Regions from separate parts of the Homo sapiens genome. Here all the other regions are linked to region 1. Evidence: chromatin contacts called from ENCODE Hi-C or POLR2A ChIA-PET data. All regions are on one chromosome and are shown on one strand. The core of a region is the stretch at or near the end of the contact, and the rest is flanking DNA. Distances in the headings are between cores, read along the strand shown. Region 1 holds the start of SH2D6 (SH2 domain containing 6). Region 2 has its middle 19 kb from the start of TMSB10. Region 3 has its middle 26 kb from the start of ATOH8. Region 4 holds the start of TCF7L1 (transcription factor 7 like 1).

The links. Hi-C counts contacts between places; a loop is a spot of excess contacts on that map. ChIA-PET counts read pairs that join two places held with the same protein, here RNA polymerase II (POLR2A). Pooled maps may share reads with other maps.
Region 2: a loop to region 1 is called in a pooled map, with 2.9 times the contacts of the local background. The contact joins the enhancer-like site here to the promoter of SH2D6 in region 1. A Hi-C loop is called at or near these places in 4 of 50 pooled maps. POLR2A ChIA-PET finds 5 or more read pairs at or near these places in 3 of 52 experiments (HepG2, MCF 10A and naive thymus-derived CD8-positive, alpha-beta T cell).
Region 3: a pooled map shows a loop between it and region 1 (5-fold over the local background). The contact joins the enhancer-like site here to the promoter of SH2D6 in region 1. A Hi-C loop is called at or near these places in 1 of 168 maps with a recorded cell type or tissue (K562) and 5 of 50 pooled maps. POLR2A ChIA-PET finds 5 or more read pairs at or near these places in 1 of 52 experiments (naive thymus-derived CD4-positive, alpha-beta T cell).
Region 4: a map of mammary epithelial cell shows a loop between it and region 1 (2.8-fold over the local background). The contact joins the promoter of TCF7L1 here to the promoter of SH2D6 in region 1. A Hi-C loop is called at or near these places in 1 of 168 maps with a recorded cell type or tissue (mammary epithelial cell) and 1 of 50 pooled maps.

The regions. Positions count from the first base shown.
Region 1 is chr2:85,415,131-85,421,131 of GRCh38, forward strand. It overlaps SH2D6 (SH2 domain containing 6), which reads left to right and starts at 3,584. Exons shown (of 24, transcript NM_001394463.1): 1 at 3,584-3,800; 2 at 3,899-4,114. LOC105374841 (a long non-coding RNA gene) reads left to right here. Exons shown (of 3, transcript XR_940316.3): 3 at 964-1,831. It also overlaps a transcript of CAPG not described here. RefSeq lists enhancers at 2,925-3,034, 3,031-3,566, 3,045-3,204, 5,433-5,582.
Region 2 is chr2:84,922,073-84,928,073 of GRCh38, forward strand. No RefSeq gene overlaps it. Among named protein-coding and RNA genes, the nearest start is that of TMSB10, 19 kb to the left of the region's middle. RefSeq lists enhancers at 3,007-3,056, 3,991-4,652, 4,404-4,453, 5,094-5,143. Within about 2 kb of position 2,204, at least 19 of the 41 ENCODE cell types and tissues checked have a DNase peak (open chromatin) inside an H3K27ac peak, as active enhancers do.
Region 3 is chr2:85,725,491-85,731,491 of GRCh38, forward strand. It overlaps the pseudogene RNU1-38P. Among named protein-coding and RNA genes, the nearest start is that of ATOH8, 26 kb to the right of the region's middle. Within about 2 kb of position 3,646, at least 12 of the 41 ENCODE cell types and tissues checked have a DNase peak (open chromatin) inside an H3K27ac peak, as active enhancers do.
Region 4 is chr2:85,131,063-85,137,063 of GRCh38, forward strand. It overlaps TCF7L1 (transcription factor 7 like 1), which reads left to right and starts at 2,330. Exons shown (of 12, transcript NM_031283.3): 1 at 2,330-2,871; 2 at 2,954-3,017; 3 at 3,261-3,388. The coding sequence starts at 2,623. RefSeq lists a silencer at 1,930-1,999 and enhancers at 2,365-2,939, 3,515-4,089, 4,090-4,663.

The DNA.
Region 1 (6,001 bases), core at 2,334-4,833:
CTACTATCTGCCTTCCTTTGACCAACTCTGCTCACTCTGCAGACTCAGCTTAAATATCCCTCCTCTGAAACTCCCTCTGCAGTGCTCCCCAGGTATTCTGGACATCAAGCCACTGGGCCACCTGCATCTACACGCCCATGGGAACACTTCTCAGGCACACCCGATAGCAAAAGTGGATTTGGATCCATGGGCAACCTGGCCTGCTTCCAGACAACTAGGCCTCTCCAAGGTTGTGCCCAGGCATAGTCCTTCCAGAGCATTCAGTTTTTGTTTTGTTTTGCTTAGGTCAAATTTATAGTGAAATGCACAAATCATGTGTACATTTAAATCAGTTTTGACAGATGCAACACCCATGTAACCCACATCCCTACCAAGATATAAAACACTTCTATCACACCAGAAAGTTCCCTCCCCACCATGTGCTTCCTCCACCATAATGTTAGCACCTCTAGCCAGGGACCGTGTCAAGTCATCCTTGCAATCCCAGCACCCTGCATAGCGCCCAGCAGGTAATAGGCACTCAAAAAAATTTTTACTGAATGCATTAACAGATTAGACAGCAAAACCCCCACATTCTAATACTGCCCAGATTCTGTTGCCTCGGGATAATCCCTTAAGACTTCCTAGCCACAGATTCCTCATCTGTGAAACGAGAACAGAAGCCCCAGTCCTCCTACCTTGGAAGGTTGTGAGGATTCAATGAAAGGCTGCTTTTTTTCTTTTTTCTTTTTTTTTAAGAGACAGGGTCTCACTCTGTCACCTAGGCTCTGGAGTGCAGTGGCATGATCATAGCTCCCTGCAGCCTTGAACTCCTGAGCTCAAGTGATCCTCCTTCCTCGGCCTCCCAAAGTGCTGGGATTACAGGAGTGAGCCACTGTGCCCAGCCGGGAGGATCCGCAAAAAGAATGAAGGCCTGGACAATGCAAGATACCATCACCATTATTAATAAACTCCTACTTCTAGGATGAACACCTGGCTGAAGAAACCCAGGAGAGAGAAGCACTGGACACTGGCTTCTGGGCTTAGCTGCTTGGACTCTGGCCAAGGTCTGGGGATGTCCAGGACAATCAGCTTTCTGCTTCTGTGCCCATAAACTCGGGGTATGGACTCATTTCCAGTGCTGAGAAGTTCTGAAATTGCAAAAGATTCTTCCTAGCAAGTTCTCGACCTGTCTTCTAACTACCCTGCCATGTGGCCCTCTCTGGGCCTCAGTTTCCCATCTGTGAATGAAAGCACTAGACTCGAAGGGTCCCTTCTGGCTCCTCTAACTCCAACCGAGAGGCACAGCTCAGGCTGAGCAGTTGCATTTCCTCATCACGGGGGACTGACAGGGATCTTTTGCAATGCTCAATTCTAACATCAAAATTCCCCCAAATATTCCTTTTTTTTTCTTTTTTCGAGACAGAGTCTCACTCTTGTCGCCCAAGCTGGAGTGCAATGGCACAATCTCAGCTCACTGCAACCTTCCCCCCCGCCGGTTCAAGTGATTCTCCTGCCTCAGCCTCCCGAATATCTGGGACTACAGGCGCACGCCACTATGCCAGCTAATTTTTTTGTATTTTTAGTAGAGACAGGGTTTCATCATTTCGGCCAGGCTAGTCTCGAACTCCTGACCTCAGGTGATCTGCCTGCCTCGGCCTCCCAAAGTGTTGGGATTACAGGTGTGAGCCACCTCACCGGCCCCAAATATTTATTTGAAGACATTGATTCAGGATGCTTCTAGCCATTAAATTTGATTTGCAAATGAATTTTTCTGGATCACCTCACAGGCCCTGGGGAATGGCCAGGGGTCTGGGTGGCCATATTTTCCGAATAAAGCTCAAAACCAAAACTTTGGTTTTGCCTTTTCTTAAATCACTGCTAGGTGCTCAGGGGCAACCAGAACAGTGACATGCTGGAATTCCTTGTGACTTCTTGGGAAAGTGGGACTGTCCAGTACAGCATGAGTGGCCTGGGGAGGGCACCAGGTGCCTGGGATGGGGGGACTAGTCCCCCAGAAGACAAGTTTACCCCTGTACAGCCAGCGTCACACTGGGTACTCAACACCATAACAGCTAACACTATTGTGTGCTGCCACTATATGCCAGGTGCTATCCTTGATATGATTTTCTCATTTAATCCTTGCATTTACTCTCTAACATGGATCCTCTTATTATCCTCCTTTGACAGATGAGGAAACAGAGATAAAGAGAGATAAAGTAGGTCAAAATCACTTGTTCTAGGTCCCACTTAGTAAGCGGCAGAGGATAGATGGGAGCCATGTAGTGGGAGTCCATGCCCTCCCCACTATCACCGCATGCTAGTGCCAGTTGTGAGTCCTTTCACATGCAAACAGCTATCTCAGCTCTTTTTTTTTTTTTTTTTTTTTTTGAGACAGAGTCTGGCTCTGTTGCCCAGGCTGGAGTGCAGTGGCACCATCTCGGCTCACTGCAAACTCCGCCTCCTGAGTTCAAGCAATTCTCCTGCCTCAGCCTCCCGAGTAGCTGGGATTACAGGCACGTGCCACCACGCCCGGGTAATTTTTTCTATTTTTAGTAGAGATGGGGTTTCGACATGTTGGCCAGGCTGGTCTTGAACCCCTGACCTCAGGTGATCTGCTTGCCTCAGCCTCCCAAAATGCTAGGATTACAGGCGTGAGCCACTGCGCCCGGCCATACCCTCCCTTTTGAGGTGAGGCTCTTGAAGGCCCAGACCTTTCCTCCAGTGCTTTGAGGTCTGATCCTGATGATAATAACACCTCACTCATAACCTGGACTTCACAGTTTACAAAACACCCCTCCTCCTCACCCCCTCCCAAACTCGGTTTATTTTTGTCGTTAAAGCAGAGTTGTAGGCCAGGGTGGACCATAGGTTTTCTTGGTCACGAGAGACTTCCTCCCTCCCTGGGCTCCCCTCTGTAGTGGTGCCAAATAAAAATCTGATCAGTCAAGCCTGTAAGGTAACTAGCGCTAATGTGCAGAGCCAGTCCTGGGCAGGCCTGTTCATTATTTTGCACACTCTTACACCGAAAGGGCCCAGGACCCTCGCCTGACCCAGCCTTGCCTGCCAGGCCTGGGCTGGGTCTCCCAGCCCAAATTCTCACAAGAGGGCCGACTCCGGCCAGAGCGCGCCCCTCTTTGTGCCTCGGTTTGCCCACCTAGAGGTCAGTCCCGCAGGCGTGGCGGGTACATCTCAGGGTCGGCAGAAAGTGCCACCGGGAGCCCAGCCGGAGTTGAGGGCCTCGCGCCGGGCCCACTGTCCAGATCCAGGGCTCACGAGAAAAACGAGGACGCAGGAGAGCCACACGCCAGGACGCGTGTAAGGCCCCAACCCGGCCCCAGCCTGGGCCCTAGACCCCTAAGAACTACAAATCCCAGCAGGCAGTGGGCCGCGGGGCGGGGTCTCGGAAGCTGCGGCCTGTGGTGCCTTTGCTGAGCCCAGGTCCGGAGGGCCCTCGGGGACGGGAGCACCACAACAGACCCCCGGACACACTTACACACACAGTCTCACAAACACACAGTCACACACGCACACACACACACGCGCGCGCGCGCGCCTTTTGGCCCCTCCCCTACAAACTACAAATCCCGGCAGGCAGCGGGCCGTTGGGCGGGGCCTTGGGTGCTGATCCGGACGCAAAGATTGCGCCAGCCAGGGTGGGATCCCGGTAGCTAGGTGGGGGCTACCCTGCTGGGGAAGAGATGGCCTTCTCTCCTCGCAAACCCAGCTCCCCACCCCTGCACGCGCCCCTCTGCCCTGGAGTCGCTGGTCCGAGCCCTCCTTCTCTGCGAACCTGAGCCCCGCCCTGCCCTCCCTACGAGGTTGGGGCCGTGGGAGATGAAGATGGTGGGTGGGGGGTTGGGCCCACAGCCTGCTAAGCAGGCAGAGTGGCCTCCTGAACCCTTCCTCCATCGCCTAGAGCAAACTCCCATTCCTGGAAGGAGGAGCAGCCCAGACCCTGAGACTGGACTAGGTCTGTTAGGGTCCCTGTGTGGCCGGCAGGACTCGTGGTGAAGCCCGGGGAAGGCCTGGGTCCTCCAGGTCAGGGATGTAGGTCCCAGGGTGTGCAGGCCGCGGTATCTGACCATCGTCGGCGCCCTGCGCCCAGGCATCAATTTTACATGGCAGAGTCAAGGTGAGGTTAGGAGGCTGCCAGGAGGTAATAACCAGGGCGCTCGCATTCAGCATCCTCTCTCTCAAAGCACTCTCCTCACACCTCAGGGTCAAATGTCAGAGCTCTTGTCCTAACTTCCCAGGTTGCCCAAGGAGCTTCTGAGGCGCTACAGAAGGGACTTACCCAGACCCTTCAGTGCAAGCCAGGAACTCAGGGTCCGGCCTGCTCGGTAGGATGAGCTGTGCTGAGGCCCTACTTCATCCACCCTTCTGGGCCAGGGCAGCCTCTTTCCAGAGGCCTCTTCTCAGCTGATTTCTGGCTCCCAAGCGGGAGACTCAGGTTACACCTGTATCGGGAGCAGTGACACCACAGTGGCCAGCAACACATTGGACTTTCTGTCTCCAACTCCATTTTCAGCTTTTACACTTCCTGATCTGGGCATATACTGCTACATACTGGATCATCAAGGAAGGAGGAAAATACCTAGTCAATGAAGGTTTAGCCATGACCTTGTAAGTCAGTGAGATTTCATTCTTGTGTGGTTAGTTCGAGGCGAGCTACTTCCTAGAAATATTTCATTTGATCTCTAAACACCTAGAAACAGCTCCAAAAGGGATATTCAAAGTAGATTGCCCAGATTCTCTTGATAGCAGATGTGGGGTTCATATTAACTGGTCGCGTGGTCTCTAAGCATGCCTATTTCTGCCTGGGAAGTTCTCAAAGGTTTGGTTTTCTGAGTGTTTCTGTTAAAACAATCAGCCTTTTGTTGAGTAGCCCTTTTGCCCCTAGAGAGGAGAGATAGGTACCATAGAAACTTGGAGACAGCTATTGACTCAGTCCCTGGACTCTTTAATAAGAGCCCGTTCTGTTTTGTTTGTTTGTTTGTTTGTTTGTTTCCTGAGACAGAGTCTCGCTCTGTCTCCCAGGCTGGAGTGCAGTGGCGCAATCTCGGTCCACTGCAACCTCTGCCTCCCGGGCTTAAGCGGTTCTCCTGCCTCAGCCTGCCTCAGCCTCAGTAGCTGGGATTATGGGATCACAGGCGCACACTACCACGCCTGGCTAATTTTCGTATTTTTAGTAGAGACGGGGTTTCACCATGTTGGCCAGGCTGGTCTCGAACTCCTGACCTCAGGTGATCAGCCCACCTTGGCCTCCCAAAGTGCCGGGATTACAGGCATGAGCCACCGTGCCCGGACTGAGCCCATTCTCTTATTATTAGAAATCTTATTATCAGAATGTGAGCTTCTGCATTCCAGGGCTTCGCACCAGACCCTCAAGTCAGTAATGACCCTTGGGACATGCAGTGTGCCAAAAGCTGTTGAATGCCCATTCCTGCTCCCTGAAGATCCAACCAGCAATCAGCAGGGTGCAGTTAAAGTCACAGAGCAGTGTTGTTAGGTCATTACAGGGAATGTGGCTAAGGAAGGGCAAAGCCCAGCAAAACTTGTCCTAACTTCCCACGTTCTTTCGCTCTGCGGGCCTTGCCTTCATTTACCTTCCTGATAACTAAAGCCTGGGTCGGTGGTCCTCCAGGCCACGCCCCTTCCACCGTCAGCCTCCGGGCCCAGGAAATGAGCGACAGGCTGCCATGCCCCTCCTCACCACCAGGGGTCGCCCTCTCCCGTGGAACGACTGCTTAGGTCCCCACAGTGGCCCGGGACGGGGTGAGGGGACTGTGGCTTTGGCTCTGTGTACATCATATGGCCTTGGCCAGCATCCATTCTTCTCTGGCCTCGGCTTTTCTGTTGGTAAAAGGGAGGGAGGGTGATCTCAGGGCCCTCCAGGCCCATCAAGGAAGGAGGTGGGGTTGGAGACGTCGGGGAGCCACTGTGTCCAGTCTCTCCTAACGGGGAGGGTAGAAGACCAGCTGGGAACAGGAGAAGCTTGGCTCCCAGGCTCTGTGCTGAA
Region 2 (6,001 bases), core at 954-3,453, 490 kb before region 1:
CTAGGAAATCTGTTGTCATAATTCAGCATATTAACTGGTAAAGCAAAATATGCTCATCTTTATTTTTATTTATTTTTTATTTTTGAGATGGAGTTTCGCTCATTGCCCAGGCTGGAGTGGAATGGTGCGATCTCAGCTCACCACAACCTCCACCTCCCGGTTCAAACAATTCTCCTGTCTCAGCCTCCCAAGTAGCTGGGATTACAGGCATGTGCCACCAAGACTGGCTAATTTTGTATTGTTAGTAGAGACAGGGTTTCTCCATGTTGGTCAGGCTGGTCTTGAATGCCCAACCTCAGGTGCTCCACCCGCCTCGGCCTCCCAAAGTGCTGGATTATAGGAGTGAGCCACTGCACCCAGCCAAAATATGCTCATCTTGGTATGAGCCTGTGATGGTTAATTTTATGGTCAATTTGAGTGGACCCAGATTAAACGTTGTTTCTGAGTATATTTGTGAGGGTGTTTCTGGATGAGAATTGCATTTGAACTGGTGGGCCCAGTAGATTGCCCTCCCCAGTATTTATGCGGCCTCATTGCTTGAACTGGGACATCTTTTATCTTCTGCCGCCTCAAAACTGAGATTCATATCATCATTTCCTCTGGTTCTCAGGTCTCTGGACCCAGACTGAATTATAGCCCAGGCTTTCCTGGGTCTCCAGCTTGTCGAAAGCAGATTGTGGGACTCCTCAGCCTCCATAATTGCATGAGTCTACTCATAATAAATTTATTCTTAGGCCAGGCTTGGTGGCTTACACCTGCAATCCCAGCACTTTGGGAGGCCAAAGTGGGTGGATCAAGGTGGGAGGTCAGGGGTTCGAGACTAGCCTGGCCAACATGGTGAAAACCTGTCTCTACTGAAAATACAAAGAATTAGCTGGGTGTGGTGGCGGGCACCTGTAATCCCAGCTTCTCAGGAGGCTAAGGCAGGAGGATTACCTGAGCCCAGGAGCTGGAGGCTTCATTGAGCCATGATCATGCCATAGCACTTCAGCCTGGGCAACAGAGCAAGACCCTGTCTCAAAAAAAAGAAGGAAGGAAGGAAGAAAGGAGGGAGGGGAGGGAGGGGAGGGAGGGAGGGAGGGATTGATTCTAGTTATATAATTCTATGTATAAAATATGCACATTTAAAAAAATATAAGGAAGACATAAAGTTATATTCTTTTGACAAAAAGAATTGTATGTAATACAGAGATTATGTAAAGCCTATTTATGAAAGAAGGTAAAAAGAAACTAGTAAATAGGTGAAAGAGATGTAAAGAGAGTCACAGATGTAAAGATGTATTTTTGGTAACAAAGATTAAGAAGAAAAGAGAATAATTTTGTATGAGAAATAATCTTATGTGGTAAATTTTTGTCCTACAGTAAAATGACTGTTTATTTAAGAAAGAGGGAAATTTATGACAAAACAAAAAGTTCAAGCATGTTGTAAATTGTCTGTGTAAATCATGATAAGGTTCATAAAAAGAAAAGCTATAAAAAATTTTGTGTATGATTAACTTGGCTATAATTAAAAGGAAATAATTTATAATAGTCATGATAAATGTGCTTAACTGCACAAGCAGCCAAAGGGCACAGGAACCACTCTGATTATTCTGTATAGAATTCATTTCCTAGGCCGGGCGCTGTGGCTCACGCCTGTAATCCCAGCACTTTGGGAGGCCGAGGTGGGAGGACCACGAGGTCAGGAGATCAAGACCATCCTGGCCAACATGGTGAAACCCCGTTTCAACTAAAAATACAAAAATTAGCCAGGCATGGTGGTGTGCGCCCGTAGTCTCAGCTACTTGGGAGGCTGAGGCAGGAGAATCACTTGAACCTGGGAGGTGGAGGTTGTGGTAAGCCAAGATCGCACCACTGCACTCTGGGCGACAGAGTGAGACTCCGTCTCAAAAAAAAAAAAAAAAAAGCAGCTGGGTGTGGTAACACACACCTGCAATCCCAGCTACTCAGGAGGCTGAGGCAGGGGAGTCACTTGAACCTGGGAGGCAGGAGTTACAGTGAGCCAAGATCAAGCCACTGCACTCCAGGCCTGGGCAATAGAGTGAGACCCTGTCTAAAAAAAAAAAAAAAAAGAAATTCAATCTGGTCCTGCACCCCACTATTAACTATATCTACCACATCAGTGCTCCTACAGGGGAGGCTACTTCCCTGAACACAGAGAGTGGGTGAGAGTCTCAGGTCCTTGAGGAAACTGCAGGCTTCTGGCTCCTCCCAGTCCTGGGGAGTTTCCCAAACCTCTCTCCCTTTGTCTTGACACTTCCTCTCATTCTCTTCCCCTGGGGTCAACCCACGTAATCCCGGTGCAGCCCATTCCTTCCTGGATTAGCCCACTAAAATGCTAAAACCCATCAGAGTTTCCTTACCACCAACACTGCTCGTGAACAAACCTGTCACCAGGACCTGAACTGTACCAAGGGATGCTTTTCCCCACTATAATCTTCATCAACCTCTTAAATAAAATAAGCACTTATAATATCCTCATATAAACATGAATAAAGGCATCTCTGGAAATGTTTCTGTTTTAATTAAGCTGCAAACGCTTCATCCTTACAAGGCATATAGAGTTTCAAGGCAAACCCATAGTTGCCCCCCACATCCCCAGACCACCCCCTCCTGACTGAAGCAGAAAAATAGGGTCTGGAGGCAGGGAACCTAAGGCCGATTCACGCTGACTTTCTAGAACTAAATCAAAAGGAAAACCCCAACTTTCCACACCTAAGTAACAAAAGGACTGGAGGCTACTCCCTTTGCAAACCCCACCCCCCTTTTCTGTGGGGCCGACGGAAAATTGAAAGTATCTCTGATTGGTTGATTTCTGCAACCAGATATTTGCATAGGAGTGTAACTTTGTAACTTCACTTCAGCCTCTGATTGGTTGCTTTCCACAACCAATCAGACACTTACAAAGGTGTAAGTTACTTTGTAACTTCACTTCAGCCTCTGATTGGTTAATTTCTGCAACCAATCAGACTGATAGTGGGCCACTATTTCTTTTACTTAGAGTGTACACCAAGTCGCCAGTGGGAAACCTCTAGAGGGTATTTAAACCCCAGAAAATCCTATGCTTGGTCTGTTCGCACCCTGTGGAGTGTACTCTCGTTTTCAATAAATTTTTGCTTTTGTTGCTTCATTCCTTCCTTGCTTTGTTTGTGCATTTTGTCCAATCCTTTGTTCAAACTGCCAAGAACCTGGACACCCTCCACCCATAACATAACCAGATTGCTGCCTTTGAGCCTCTTCTTTTTTAGAAATTCTAAAGGCGCTACTGAGAATATGATGCATGTCCCTTCAGCCACTAGCTGTTCCCATCTCTTCTGGGAGATGTTCAGCGCTGGGTCCTCTCCACCTGCCCACAGGTTTAGGGAGCCGAGGGAGCCTTCCAGAGCCTCTAAGTCACCTCTCTAGGAGGCTGTCTGCCTGGCCCACACACAGGCAGGCCCCATTCTTGGCCTCCCCAAGCCAAGAGGGCACAGACTGATGATCCAGGGCAGGTCTAGGCAAGTGGGGCATGCAGGGATGTTGTATTAAAGCTTAAGCATCATGAGAGGATCTGATGACTCAGGGAGCAATTTCTTGAGCCCATATTGTCCACCTGGGAAGAAATTGTGGCTGAGGAGTATTCAGGAGCAGCTATGGGGGAGAGAGGGGCAGAAATACACCTCAAGGTAGGCCTCTACTGGGTTCAGGAGGTCCCGGGGCTAGGCAGAGAAAGGCAAGCTTGAGACCCAACAGCGCCACCCACCATGCATAAATCGGTTCCCTAGTCATCAATTCGCTTATGAATACGGAGGCCCCGGAAAGGTGAAGGGTGCCTTCTGGTGGCCAGCTGTGGAGGTGGCCTCGGAGAAGGGTGACCCGAGTGACAAGTTGCAGTGAGCGCTGGCTGCGTGCCCAGCCGCGTTGCACAACTCCCGGGCCACCAGGGGGCGCCATTCTCACACATTCCAGAGCAAACGGTGCTCCTTGGAGTTGAGCGGCGCGACGGTCCTGCAGCAGCTAGCCTGGGATGTACCCACAGCTCACCGGGGAGTCCGGGCCACACGTCAGCTGGATCTTGAATGAGATGAAGACGGGGAGAAAGGGCCTTCCGGACAAAGGGCTTACGCCCTGGATAAAGGGCGTGGAGGGGCGTGGCACGTTCAGTCTGGACACAGCATAAAGTGCATTGGAGAGAGGCGGGAGACAGGATGGAAAGGAGGGTGGGAAGAGCTATGAAGCTCCCCAGGGCCTTGCTAACGCGTTTGGACTTTATCCCGCGCCAGACTTTTTAAAGGTGGTAAGTAGTTTACAGATGTGCGTTTTGAGGCCAGCACATTTTGTTGTTGTCGTTTGTTTGTTTGTTTTTCTTTGAGACGGGGTCTCACTCCCAGGCTGGAGTGCAATAACGTGATCTCAGCTCACTGCAACCTCCGCCTCCCAGGTTCAAGCGATTCCCCTGCCTCAACCTGTCGAATAGCTGGGGCTACAGGCGCCCACCACCACGCCTGGCTAATTTTTGTATTTTTAGTGGAGACGGGGTTTCACCACGTTGGCCAGGCTGGTCTCGAACTCCTGACTTCAGGTGATCCTCCCGCCAAGGCCTCCCAAAATCCTGGGATTACGGCCATCGTGCCGGGCCAGCAGCACAGCGTCTTAAGCAATTTTGGATATGAATACCTTCGAGACGAGCTTGCGCTCCCACAGACCCCACCACTCCTACAGTCTGTAATTACCCCCAGCTGCACCCATATGCGTAGCTTCCCTGGTCCAGAGGGACGTGCGTGTGTGACCCTGCAGGATAGTGGGGTGGCCCTGCATGGCATGGCTGCCAGTGCTAAGAGGGGTGTGCCGCCAGCCTCTGATCCCTCTCACCGGCGGGCCCCCCATCATCATCACTATATGATGACCTGAGGCGTCCAGGCTCCCGAGGAAAGCCTGCCGCCCTGGTTCCTACAAGGGACGCCTAAACACAGAGTCCTAAACACAGAGTCCTAAACACATGCAGGGTTGGAGGGAGACTGACGAACTCAACTACCAGCCTGCAGTCGGCAGCCATCAGCGGATTGCAGGTACCCCGCGTGCGTGTCTCGGCTACAGTGCGGAAGACAAGAGGCCTTAGGAAGTGGGAACGGGCGCCATCTGGTGGTCATCTCTGGAGTGACAGCAGAGAACTGGAACATATTTTATATTTTGTTTCCACTGCTCCATGACTTGACTAAAGCAGAAACAATTCGGAGAGTACTGTAGTATTAAATACCTAAGGGCCACACCAGGCCAGAAAGCAACAAAAAAGAAATGCTAAAAAGAAGTTCTTCAGAGAGGGATCCAAGAAGGAATAAGTGAAGGTAAAATGAAATCCTTTTTCTTATATTTAATTAATCTAATAGATAACTGATAAAAGTTCTAATAGCAACAATGTATTAGGCAATTGTAGCATATGTATAAGTGAACTGAATAACCGCAATGTTATAAAGGATGGGAAGGAGGAATTGTGAATGCATAAATGGTACCTGCACCACTTGTAACACTTGTGAAGTGCTGCAGCGTTATTTACAAGTGGAAGTAGCCAGACACAAAAGGGCAAATATTGTATGAGTCCATTTATATCGTTGCCTACAATAGCCCAAATTAGAGAGAGAGAAAGTAGTACAGAGTTTACAGGGACTAAGTCAAGGGAAAAATGGGGAGTTGTTATTTAATGGGTAGAGTTTCTGGGATGGTGAAAAAATCTACAGACAAACAGTGTTTTTTTGTTTTGTTTTGTTTTGTTTTTTGAGATGGAGTCTCGCCCTGTCGCCCAGGCTGGAGTGCAGTGGCCGATCTCGGCTCACTGCAACCTCCACCTCCCCGGTTCAAGCAATTCTCCTGCCTCAGCCTCCCAAGTAGCTGGGACTACAGGCGCCCGCCACCACACCCCGCTAATTTTTGTATTTTTTAGTAGAGACAGGGTTTCACCATGTTTGCCAGGCTTGTCTCGAACTCCTGACTTTGTCATACGCCCACCTCGGCCTCCCAAAGTGCT
Region 3 (6,001 bases), core at 2,396-4,895, 310 kb after region 1:
CTCAATCTCTTTACTATAATGCTGGTGGGGTTTCAGGAGGGAGAAAAGTTGAATGTGTGGGCTCAACCTGACATCTTGACCTGGAAACTCCCAATCAGCTTTTTAGTATCATCCCCTTAAATAGAAGATAACAGCCAAAGGTCAGTGAATGATTGAGGAAAGCCTGTATGTGAATATCAAGAGAAAAAGCCAAGCCAAACAAAAGCAGAACAAGCTCCAGGGAAAGGAAAACAAGGAAGGGAACTAGAGGAACACTTCAAAAATGTATGGTAGCAACAACTTATTTATGGGATGGTCAGTATATACGGTTTTAGTTTGGAAATGGATAACCAGAGAACTCGAGGGACAAGTAATCTTTTAAAAAAGCAAAGACACATAAAGATGCACATAAAAGAATGTTTATCACAACATGGTTTCTAATAGTAGAAGATGTATACAACTTAAATGTCTAAGAATAAAGGAACATTTTAATAAGTTATAGTATATAATTATAGTGGAATACCGTGCAGCCATTCAAAGCGAGGTGGTAGATGCTGGTGTGGTGGTGTGTGCCCATAGCTGGACTATAGTGCCAGCTACTCTGGAGGCTGAGGTGGGAGGATTGCTTGAGCCCAGGAGTTTGAGACCAGCCTGGGCAACAGAGCCAGACCCTATTGCTTAAAAAAAAGATGTGATAGAAATGAATTTATACAAATGGGGCCAGGTGTGGTGGCTCACGTCTATAGTTTCAGCACTTTGGGAGGCTGAGGTAGGAGGATTGCTTGAGCCCAGGAGTTTGAGACCAGCTTTGGCAACATAGTGAGACCTTGTCTCTACTGAAAAAAAAAAATTAATTGGTCATGGTGGCATACACCTGTAGTTCTAGCTACTTGGGAAGCTGAGGCTGGAGAATCACTTGAGCCTGGGAGATTGAGGCTGCAGTGAGGCATGATTGCACCACTGCACTCCAGCCTGGGTGACAGAGTGAGACTCTGTCTCAAAATAATAACAATAATAATGGAAAATTACTCACAGTATATCACCAAAAATTAGAGTACAGAATCAAAATATTTACAGTAAAATCTCATTTTGGAAAAAATATGCACAGAAAAGTGTACAACTCCAATTAAAATACAAAGACTGTCAGACTGGATTTTATTTTATTTTATTTTATTTTTTGAGATGGAGTCTTGCTCTTGTCGCCCAGGCTGGAGTGCAATGGCGCGATCTCGGCTCACTGCAACCTCCACCTCCCAGGTTCAAACGATTCTCCTGCCTCAGCTTTCCTAGTAGCTGGGATTACAGCTAATTTTTTTTTGTATTTTCAGTAGAGACAGGGTTTCACCATGTTGGCCAGGCTGGTATCCTGACCTGAGGTGATCCACCTGCCTCGGCCTCCCAAAGTGATGGCATTATAGGCGTAAGCCATCGCGCCGGGCCCAGACTGTATTTTAGTACCCTTATATGCAGATAAAAATCTGGAAAACGATGTATCAAGAATATTAATAGTAGTTACCTGGAGGTAGTGGACTTATAGGTGAGCATTATTTTGTTCTTTGTACTTTTCTGTATTTTGTTAAATATTTTTCAAAATGCTTGTATTACTTTATAATTAGTATTCAGTGGTTTTTTTTGTGTTGCTTCTCATATTTATTCCATTTGATCTAATAATTTGTTTTCCAGAGAAAATAGTCATAGCAGATCAGATACATTACCTAAAATGTTTTAATTACATTGTAATTTAGAATCACAAAAGGATGGGAAACAAGCAAGCAAGCTAATAACTGAAAGCCCGAGATGTGTTAAATGGATTATTTTACATTTCTGTGTTGGAACACTCAGCCATTACAACAATACATGTGATAGAATATTTTTGATAAATAGCATATATCGGTGCAGATAGGTATGAGCTCAGTGTGCTTTGAAATAACTAAATATAGGTTAGATATATTTATGGAAAAAAACTTAAAGGAAGCATATGAAACTATTGTAAGTGGTTGTCTCAGGGTAATGGGATCCCCTACCTAAGCATGATTTCTGGGAGGGTTGAGATGGGGTCTCTCGTTCGCCATTCTATTCCCTGCTGCTTTAAGTATCTCTTGAATGAGTGCATGTATTACAGATGCTTTTGACTTTCTTCTTTTTACTTTCCTGTATATTCCAAAATTTCTACCATAAACATGTTTGTTTTTATAATCATAATACATTTTAAAACTTTAAATGAGGAAATGGGTAAATAAAAGGGAAAATATGGGAAAGTGGGAGGGTGCAAAAAATGTATCCTCCTCTGAATTGACTCCACTCCCCTGTGAGTGACAGGAGCCGGCGTTCTCCACGAGACCCTGTCTGCATCAGTCCATCTCCCCCACCCCACGCTAGGTCTGCCACCACCTCTCTGCGCTGGCAAATAATCTGCACTCAAAGGAAATAATTATGAGGCCCATGGTGGCCTCAATACCCGCAAGACCAAAGCCTGTGACAAGCGCAATGCTCCAAGCCTGGCCCAGGGAAGCAGAATGGAACTGCCACAGCCCCCACCAACCCAGATCCACCTACTCCAGGAAACCGGCCCAGTGCCAGGGCTTTGCGCCTGGGGTGGCCTAACATTTCCGCCCAAACTTGGGCCAATTTGAGAAGGTGGAGGGTGAGGTGTTTGGGGAAGGAGTGTGTTCCTGTTGCTCGTTGCCATCACCACCTGGAGGAGGAGAATGGAGTCGATCCAATGGAAGACGAAACTTTCTTTCTTTCTTTTCTTATTTTTCTCATTTGGGGAAAACACAGGGGTCTGCACCTCCGGGGTGCAATGGTGAGCCTCGCACTGGGAAAACCACCTTTGTGATCATGGTATCTCCCCTGTCAGGTAAGCATGAGCATAAACTTTGTGTACCCCTCCCATTTTCCCTTTTCTTTACACATTTCCTTGTTTAAAGTTTTAAAATTTATTGTGATTGTAAAAATAAACATGTTTATTGTAGAAATTTTAGAATAAAATTTCTGCCCACAGGAAGCCTGTGTCCCTGAACCCTTCTCCCGGGCCAAGATTGGACTGTTTGAGGAAGATGGAAAAAGTGCTCTGTGAGCAGGATTATGAAATGACAGGGAGGACGTGAGGGGCTTTCGAAACCCTGGGAAGGAAGATGCCCACGTGAATGGAAAGTAGAAAGAAGAAAGTCAAAAGCACCTGTAATACATTCACTCATTCAGCAGATACTTAGGAGCAGTCCCCAGGTCCTGGGAATAGAAGGGTGGACGAGAGGGTCACCCAGATTCTCCTCATTATAATAATAGCAATAGCTACCCCTCTGGGTCCTTGTATGTGCCAGGTCTTTACTATGTGTTAAGCAATTTTCATTTATTATCTCCCTTGATCTGTACAAAACCCATGAGGGAGGATTCATATTAAAATCTCTGTTTTACAGATGAGAAAACTGAGGCTTGGAATGGTGAAGGAGGTCACTGAAAGTCACACTGTGAGTTAAACTGCAAAGCTGTGAATGGAAAACCCCCTAAGGCCCTGCTCTTAGCTCCTCTTGGTTCCCTGTTGCAAAGAGGCATTCCCCAGGCAGCTGTGAGGTGGAAATCTCTGTCTTCAGGCTTGCGGCTGAGAAGTTTCCCAGAGACGAGAAGCTGGAGCCTTTGGAGACCCCACTCGGCTGAGGTCCCGGGACCACGAGGGGGCAGCAGAGGTCTGCTGCGCTGGCGGGAGGCTCTGTCCCCGGCTGACTGCAGGCTCCGGGCAGCTGTCCTGAGTTAAAACCTGAACCTCGGGTGGCCGAGAATAGCAAGGGGCTGTCATTCACGTGGGCATCTTCCTTCCCAGGGTTTCGAAAGCCCCTCACGTCATCCCTGTCATTTCATAATCCTGCTCACAGAGCACTTTTTCCATCTTCCTCAAACAGGTCTGATCTTGGCCCGGGAGAAGGGTTCAGGGACACAGGATTCCTGTGAGCAGTGTGTTAGATGCTGGGCTGGTCACTGGGGCCACGGAGATTAAAAAAAAAAATCCTCTATAAAACCCAGGACTTGCCCCCAAGGGAGACTGGCACCTAAATAAGTAACCGAGGTACACGATGCAAAGTGCAATAATAGACGGACATCTGCGATTCGGAGGCAGCACGAAGTGGGAGAAAGAGGGGCGGAATTAGAAGCCAGGGATTTGGCTTAAAGGTGGCCCGAGGTGTGCAGCTGCCTGCAAATGCCATCCTTCATGTGAGCTGAGGCACAGGAAGAGGCTGAGAAGTCCGGTCTAGAGGGATGTTGGGTAAATGGTCCCAGGTTGAAAAATATTAGATGCTGAAGGAATGTCAGATGGTCTCGAAATTGTGAGGTTTGCCTCTGAGTCCCAGGCAGGATGTGGGCTGGGATAGCTGAGGCAGGCCGAACCTAGGCTCAGGAAGATGGTGAGAGATTGTAAAAATAAACAGGTTTATTGTAGAAATTTTAGGGGTGGGGTTAGGAGGTCATTAGGAGGTCCAGGGTCAGGGTCAGTGGGCTTCAGGACCTGGCAAAGCCAGAGGGCATGAGAGCCAGCCTTGCCTACCCACTCCGGGCTGGGCCCACAGCTGCCACGACCCTTTGTCCCCAAGGGTGACAGGAGAGCTTGCACCAGCCCAGATGCTTCCTTCTCCAAAGACATGGACGGAGGGTCTCAGGCTTATACCAGCCAGGATTATTCCAGTGGGATTCCAGCTCTCCTCCTAGCCATGTCCTTCCCGCAAAAGTTTGAAGCGGGTCTGGCTGGGTGAGGTAACTCCTTGACAAACTGGACTCATTTTTGGCTGATGACCTGTGTGGTCCCTGAAGCTCTGTCCTCACCCAAGATTGGCCCAGAGGGGAGTGGAGGTGGAAGGGGAAGGCCAGGCATGGCTGCGGCACTCCATTTGCCCCCAGCAGCCTGGCGGTCTTCACTTGTGCTCACCCCACAGGCATTGTGGACACAGGTGTGTCACCAAAGGGCCATGAGGCTCCTGTGTCACGTGGGACACCCCTGCCTTGCCAATCTTTAATTTATTATTATTATTATTTTTCCGAGAAGGAATTTTGCTCTTGTCGCCCAGGCTGGAGTGCAGTGGCGTAATCTCGGCACTGCAACCTCCGCCTCCCAGGTTCAAGTGATTCTCCTGTCTCAGCCTCCTGAGTAGCGGGATTACAGGTGCCCACCACCACGCCTGGCTAATTTTTGTATTTTTAGTAGAGACGGGTTTCACCATGTTGGCCAGGCTGGTCTCGAACTCCTGACCTCAGGTGATCCATCTGCCTCGGCCTCCCAAAGTGCTGGGATTACAGGAGTGAGCCACTGCACCCGGCCATTAATTTTTTTCCCAGGCAGTCTCCCTCTGGGCAGGTGAGTCCCAGGTGGCAGTGTCCGGCAGCCATCCTCGGACTTCTTCCCCGCAGCATGGCCAAGGGCAAGGGAGAGGGAAGGGACGCAGGCCAGGGCATGACATACAGTGGCCCAACGTAGGAAAAACATTTTTTTTTGACCTCTCATTCATTTTCTTAAAAGTTCACATGCCTTTCACCTTCTTTTTAGTGCCTCCTGGCAAGTTTTATCATTAAAAACAATCTTTTTTAATGACTTGCATTTCCATTTAAAGCGATTTGTGTGACTGGTTTATTTGCTTAGTCTTAAGGTGATGTCACTGCAACAGGCACCATGGATTTAAGGATATATAAATCCTTACGTATCCTTTTTTCTTTTTTTGAGAAGCAAAAAACATGATCTCATTAGATGTTAAAATGTTAAAATTAGATATTAAATGTTAAAATATGGGGAAAATGCAGATCTTAGAACGAGGGAAATTCTTGTTGGTAATTTTCATCCTCCCAAAAAACTTCAGAATAAAATTGGTTCTCCCTGAAGATGTGTGACATTTGTACTTGGCTTCATGTCCTTATCCTGCAGTGTTGGGGGGCACAGGGTGAAGTCACGCTTGTTGTGAGCTGGCCCTGTATTTTCCCAGAGAGAATTCTTTCTGGCTACCCAGAATGTTCAAGGGCTGGAGTTCCAGTTAATTGAACC
Region 4 (6,001 bases), core at 1,080-3,579, 290 kb before region 1:
TGTTGGCCAGGCTGGTCTGGAACTCCTGACCTCGTGATCCACCTGCCTTGGTTTCCCAAAGAGCTGGGATTACAGGCGTGAGCCACTGTGCCCGGCCACAAGTATGGTTTCTTACAAGAAGGGGGCAGAGGAAAATTTGTCACAGACAAAAAAAGGAGAAGGCAATGTGATTACAGACGCAAGGGTGGGAGTGATGTGGTCACAAGCCCCCAGAAGCTGCAAGAGACAAGGGTAGATTCTTTTCGGAGCCTCCAGAGGGAGCATGGCCCCGTCAACACCTCCATTTCTACTCAGTGAAACTGACAGTGGACTTCTGTCTTCCACAACTATGAGAGGATAAACTTCTGTTGTTTTAAGCCACCAAGTTTTCGTGATTTGTGACAGTAGCAGCAGAAAACTAGTACAATAGGTTTTTCATATATTTATGGACCATAAACATGAAAAATCGTCTGACTTTTAAATCTTATAAAAATAAAATAACACACAATAATACAAAGAGTATGATTCTATGTATGTACATCAGAATATCTGTAAATACGTTTACATATGTTCATAACTGCCTAGGAAAGTGTCTGGAAGGATATATACCAAACTAGTGACAGTGGTTAACCAGAGGCAGTTAACTGAAAGTGGTTAATTAGAAGGGTCCTGTGTCCTGAGGGGGAAAGAGGAACTTTTACTTGTTACTCGATACTGCTCAAGATACATCTGTTATTTGAAAACGCTTTATGAGACTGTACTCATGTATTGTGTAAAAAATTAGAAAAGGCATATCTGCTTGTTATAAAGTTCATAGAAACCAGAAAACTATCTCCTTTCACTTATCCTTTCCCAGAAATAGTCATTGATAATAATTTGCATCTTCTCAGATTTTTTTCTACGCAGAAATAAATGTGTATAATTTTTTTAAAAACAAAAATAAAATAGTGAGTGTCATATATAGTGTTTCATTTAAAGATGTTCCTCCAAAATCAATCTTGGTCCATGTGCCTGTGTGTGTGTGTGTGTGTGTGTGTGTGTGTGTGTGTGTGTGTGTGTGTATGGGTGGGGGGAGGGGCGGGGACACTGCATAGAACTGGCCAGCTGCATGGACTGTCACTGTAAAGAAAGATGAAGAATGCATGTCACCAAGCTCTCTGATGCTTTGAACCTAGCATATGTGGCTTTGCCCATATGTGCGGGCACCTCTGTAGAAACTCTTCTGCCAGTTGGGCTGAAAATAGTTTTACATAGTTCCATACTGCCTTCCAAGCTGTTTTCAAAGTTTATGCTCTAATAGTTCCCCACGGAGGATAACACAAGATATTCATTTTCCTCAAACTTTCCCGCACAGGTTGGAGAGAAACGACATCTTAATGTCATTGTAACAGGCATTTCTTTATTAAAAAAATTTTTTTTTTGGAGACAAGGTCTTGCTATGTTGCCCAGGCTGGTCTCAAACTCCTGGGCTCCAGCGATCCTCCTGCCTAGGCCTCGGGAGTAGATGGAACTCCAGGCGCGGGCCGTGGCGCTCGCACCACAGGCATTACTTAGGTATGAGGCTGGTTGAGCATTTTTCTCGTGTTCACTGGCTACTCACGCAGCTTTGTGAATGGCTTCGGAGATCACTGGACAGGCAATTTTCCCTCTCAATGAACCAAATCCAAATTCTTTTGGAACCCAAGACCGCGATTTTTCGATTTAGGACCTAGTCCCAAACAATGAAGAAAAGGTGATCTTCAAGATTTCAGCAGGGAAATCTGTATATCTGTACAAGGTTGAAAACCTGGGCCGGGGGTCGCGTTGGAACCCCACAGGAAAAAGGCGCGGAAAGCCGCCGGGCATTTTCCGGGGTTCCATAGATGTCCCCAGTGTCCTAGTCCGTGCATCAGCTCGCGCACTCGGAGGGACTCTAGGCAGGGGGAGGGCCCCGCGGCCAGTATGTGCGTCCGAGGCTTTCCCGCAGGGGGCAGTGCCGCCCGCCCGCGCGCCGATACGGTGGGAGGGGGTGGGAACCTGCGCGGAGTTCTGGAGGTTCTTTGGGAGAAAGTTAGGGGATGCGGAGGGGTGGGCGCAAGACTTCCAGGACTCCAGGGAGGCCGTGGGGAGGGCCGCCGAGGGTGCAGTGTGAGGCGCAGGAGGGGGTTGGGGGCGGTGCACGTTGCAGGGAGACGCAGCCCCTGGAAGATGCGAGTGTGAACGTGTGAGTGTGAGTGCGTGTGTATGTGTGTGTGTGCGCGCGCACCGCAGCTCTCCGGGTTCCGCGAGGCGCGCGGGTGTCAGCTTGCAGCCGGGGCTCCTCCCTCCGGCCCCCCTGCCCAGCCCGGCGGTCCCTCCTCCCTCCCTCCCCGCTCGCCCCTCCCCGGCGGGCCAGGGGCTGGGACGCCCCGGCGGAGCAGGCGGCGGCGGTGGCGAGTTGGGGAGCCCTAGGCTCGGCGCTGCCGGAGGGGCCCGAGCCGAGCCGCCTGCGCCCCGGCCGGGCAGCGCCGGGCCCGCTTCCCGCGGGGCCACGCCCTGTCAAACTTTGTTGCGGCGGCTAGCGCAGCGGGCCCGCAAGCGGGCGGGAGGGGCGCCGGGCCGGGCCGGGCAGGGCGCGGGCGGCTAGGGGCTCCGAGAGCGGCGGCCCCGGCCCGCGGCCCCACCATGCCCCAGCTCGGCGGCGGGGGCGGCGGCGGCGGCGGCGGCAGCGGGGGAGGCGGCGGCTCCAGCGCCGGGGCGGCCGGCGGAGGGGACGACCTCGGGGCGAACGACGAGCTGATCCCCTTCCAGGACGAGGGGGGCGAGGAGCAGGAGCCGAGCAGCGATAGCGCCTCGGCGCAGCGGGACCTAGACGAGGTCAAGTCGTCCCTGGTCAACGAGTCGGAGAACCAGAGCAGCAGCTCGGACTCGGAGGTAAGGAAGCACCGCGGCCACCCCCGGGGGATCCCGGCCCTGCGTCCGCTCACCCGCTCTTGCCTTTGTGTCTCCTCCGCAGGCGGAGAGGCGCCCGCAGCCCGTCCGGGACACTTTCCAGAAGCCGCGGGACTATTTCGCCGAAGGTATGTGCCCGCTGGGACAGCCCCCCACTCTCGATTCCCGCTGCGCTCCGCTGCTCAGCCCGGGCGGCCCACCGTCCCCCTTGCTTGGGTGGACGCACCCTTGCCCTCCGCCTTTATTGGCGGCAGCCCCCGTGGGGCGCGCGTGGGGGGCGCTGGGGTCCCCAGCTCCCGCCTCGAGCCCCCTGCCGCGGCGCTGTCAGTCCCGGGGGCCTGGGCCTCACCTCGCCTTGGTCTTGTTCGCAGTGAGAAGGCCTCAGGACAGCGCGTTCTTTAAAGGACCCCCGTACCCTGGGTACCCCTTCCTGATGATCCCGGACCTGAGCAGCCCGTACCTCTCCAACGGACCCCTGTCTCCCGGAGGAGCGCGCACCGTGAGTGCCCGTCGGGCGCGCCGGGGAGGGTGGGAGGCCGCGGCCCGCAGGATGCGCCCCCGGGCTTGGCCATGGAGTGGGGGATGGGGCCTTCTGCGCCGATCCCAAGCAGAACTTGTTTGCGGAGTTGAACTACTCTCTGGCGGCCGAGCGCGAGGCTGCGCTGGCCAGTGCCTGGATGAAAGTAAAGTTACTTTAACTTTTCCCCTCTTGCGGGTTGAGGTTTTGGAGTCCACCTCTGGGATCTTCCTTGGCCTCCAGAATTCTTCGCCTGCACCGAAGGAAACTTGGATTTGTGCCCGCTTTGGGGGGGTCTCGCTTTCCTTCTTGGAAATCGGTCAGCTTTCTCTGGCAGTGGGGCAAGGGGCCTAGGGAGCTGGGTTGGCGACGTTGTCCTCCGACTCCGGGTTCACTGGGCGGCTGCAGGCTGGTTCCTAAGAAACCCAGTTTTCGTGGCGGGTTATTCACAGCCCCCGTTCCCACCCCCAGCCCTCGCACCGGGGCCTCAGCTTTTCTGCGGAGCTAGCTCCGAATTTTAAACTCGCGTAGATGATTTCGAGGCGACCCAAGGCATTCTTCAAGTTGAGGAACTTGGCTTTTTCCCCCTTTTGTCGCCTGCTTTTCTCATTTAAAGCGAGCGCTGCGACACTTTAAACCTGTTAATGGGCGCGTATTGTGTGCTGCCCGCTGGCATTTAGAGCGGTGATTAAGCAAATTGACCGGGCCCCAGACGACGTGCAAATGAGGGCGGATTCCTTCGCCCCCTCTCTCTGGCTCTAAACTCCCGCCCCCCGCGTTGCGAGGGGCGCAGCTGGGGGCTGGCGAGGCCTTTGTGTCCCCCAAGCCGCCACTCCACCCCTAGGCTCCCTGCCCAGGTGCTGGGTCCGATGACAGATGTTGGGTGAACGCCTACCTACTGTGTGCCAGGTTCCCGCGTGCTGCTGCTTGGGCGCGATGTGAATCGTAGTAGTTCTTTGCTTCCCGCCCAGATTCCCATTGCCTGCCACTTCGCTGTCGACGGTGGGTAAGGGGGCAGGGAGTGTTAGCCTCTTAGGAGCAGGGTCCCAGCAACACACTTTATGCTAAGACTGCCCTAAAATAACGACGATAATTAAAGGGTGCTAGAGAAAGGCTAGGTGCTGAATGGCCATTCCTGCTGTCATTGTACAGCGGTCGGTGGAGAGCCAAGTCCTCCACATTTGGTTCAGCGGGGGCGCTACCATCACCAGATGGGTTGGAGGGGGATTGACGGGGGGCGGTGGAAGAGACTCTGACTGAGAGAGAGGGGAATGGGGAGTGGGACTACACAGACCTCACAGTTTTGCCCCGAGAGGGAGGGAGGTCTTGCAGCTTTGGCCCTGCTGGCCTGGAGCACCCCAGGAAGTCCTGAATGTAAGTGTCAGTTTTGCAGTGAAAACTGGATGTGGGTCTATGGCTGTTGCTTTTTCTCATTAAAAGAAAAGAGGTGCGTGCCAATCAAAGGGGGGGGGGGATCAACGAGCTGCTGCGGTCTTATTTAGGTTTTCAGTGATTCCCACCAGTGCCCACACATGTAGCTTAGTTCTGCAAGTTTTGTTGGGATTCGTGTAACTTTGCGTATGGGGGAGAGTTAATGCCGCTAAAGTCTCAGGTTTCCATTTACTATTAGGATATCTAGAGAGAGGGGTCTGGGAGGCACTAGCATCTGTGCATCAGCCCTCAGCCAAGTCCTGATGCAGTTAAAGTCACCAGAAATGACTATTTCACCATCAAATATGACTATGGCTCCCTCAAGGCTATTTCTCCATGCACCCATTTCTCTTTAGGGCATTTTGATTCATCCAGGCTCTGCTGTCTGCTCTCTCTGACAGTCCAAGTGAGACAGATTTTTGTTAGTGTCCCCTCCTTCCTTCCTTCTATCACATTATGTGTTCTTTCGCCTAAGAACTTCCAAAGGCTGATTCTTGCTGATCCTGGAGATTCCTGATTACTAAATCCAGGCCCGTGTGGGATTTTGGAGCCCCTCCTTGAGGCAGCCAACCTTTCGTCTCTGCATGCCTCTCTGACTGTCCTTGTTCATCTCTGCAGTTGTTCCCTGCCCTGGCCCAGGCACCAGCCTCCTTTCAAGCCTCCTAGGACATGTACTTTCTTGGGGACTTAGTATGTCCCATCCCACCCCCATACCTACATCTTGTCTCCCTGGTGACTTGCCCTTACAGAAGTTAGTTCAGTTCCCAGTGTTTCTGTGTCTCTGTGTGCCTTTCGCTGTGTTAGTTCACGGATATACTGGGGAAGTGTCCTGCCCTTAGGTCAGCACAGTTAAACCTAATTTGACCCTGTTCGTTTGCTGCCAGTAAGTAAAGCAAGTGAGGAAACACTTAAGCACTTGGTTGTCTGGACTATAGGGTGGAGATGATGGTTTTCTGCTGAACGATTCTATTAATATAATTAAGATAATTGTCACTGTAGGCAAATGGTAGGTACAGACAAAGTGGCCCTCTGTTGGTTTCCCAGCCTGGTAAAATGAATGTGGATAGATACGAGTGGGGAGGGAGGAGGGAGGAAAGTGCCTGGGATATATGATCCGATCTCTCTGACATCTTAGGTCTTTTTTATTGTTTGGCCTCTAAACTG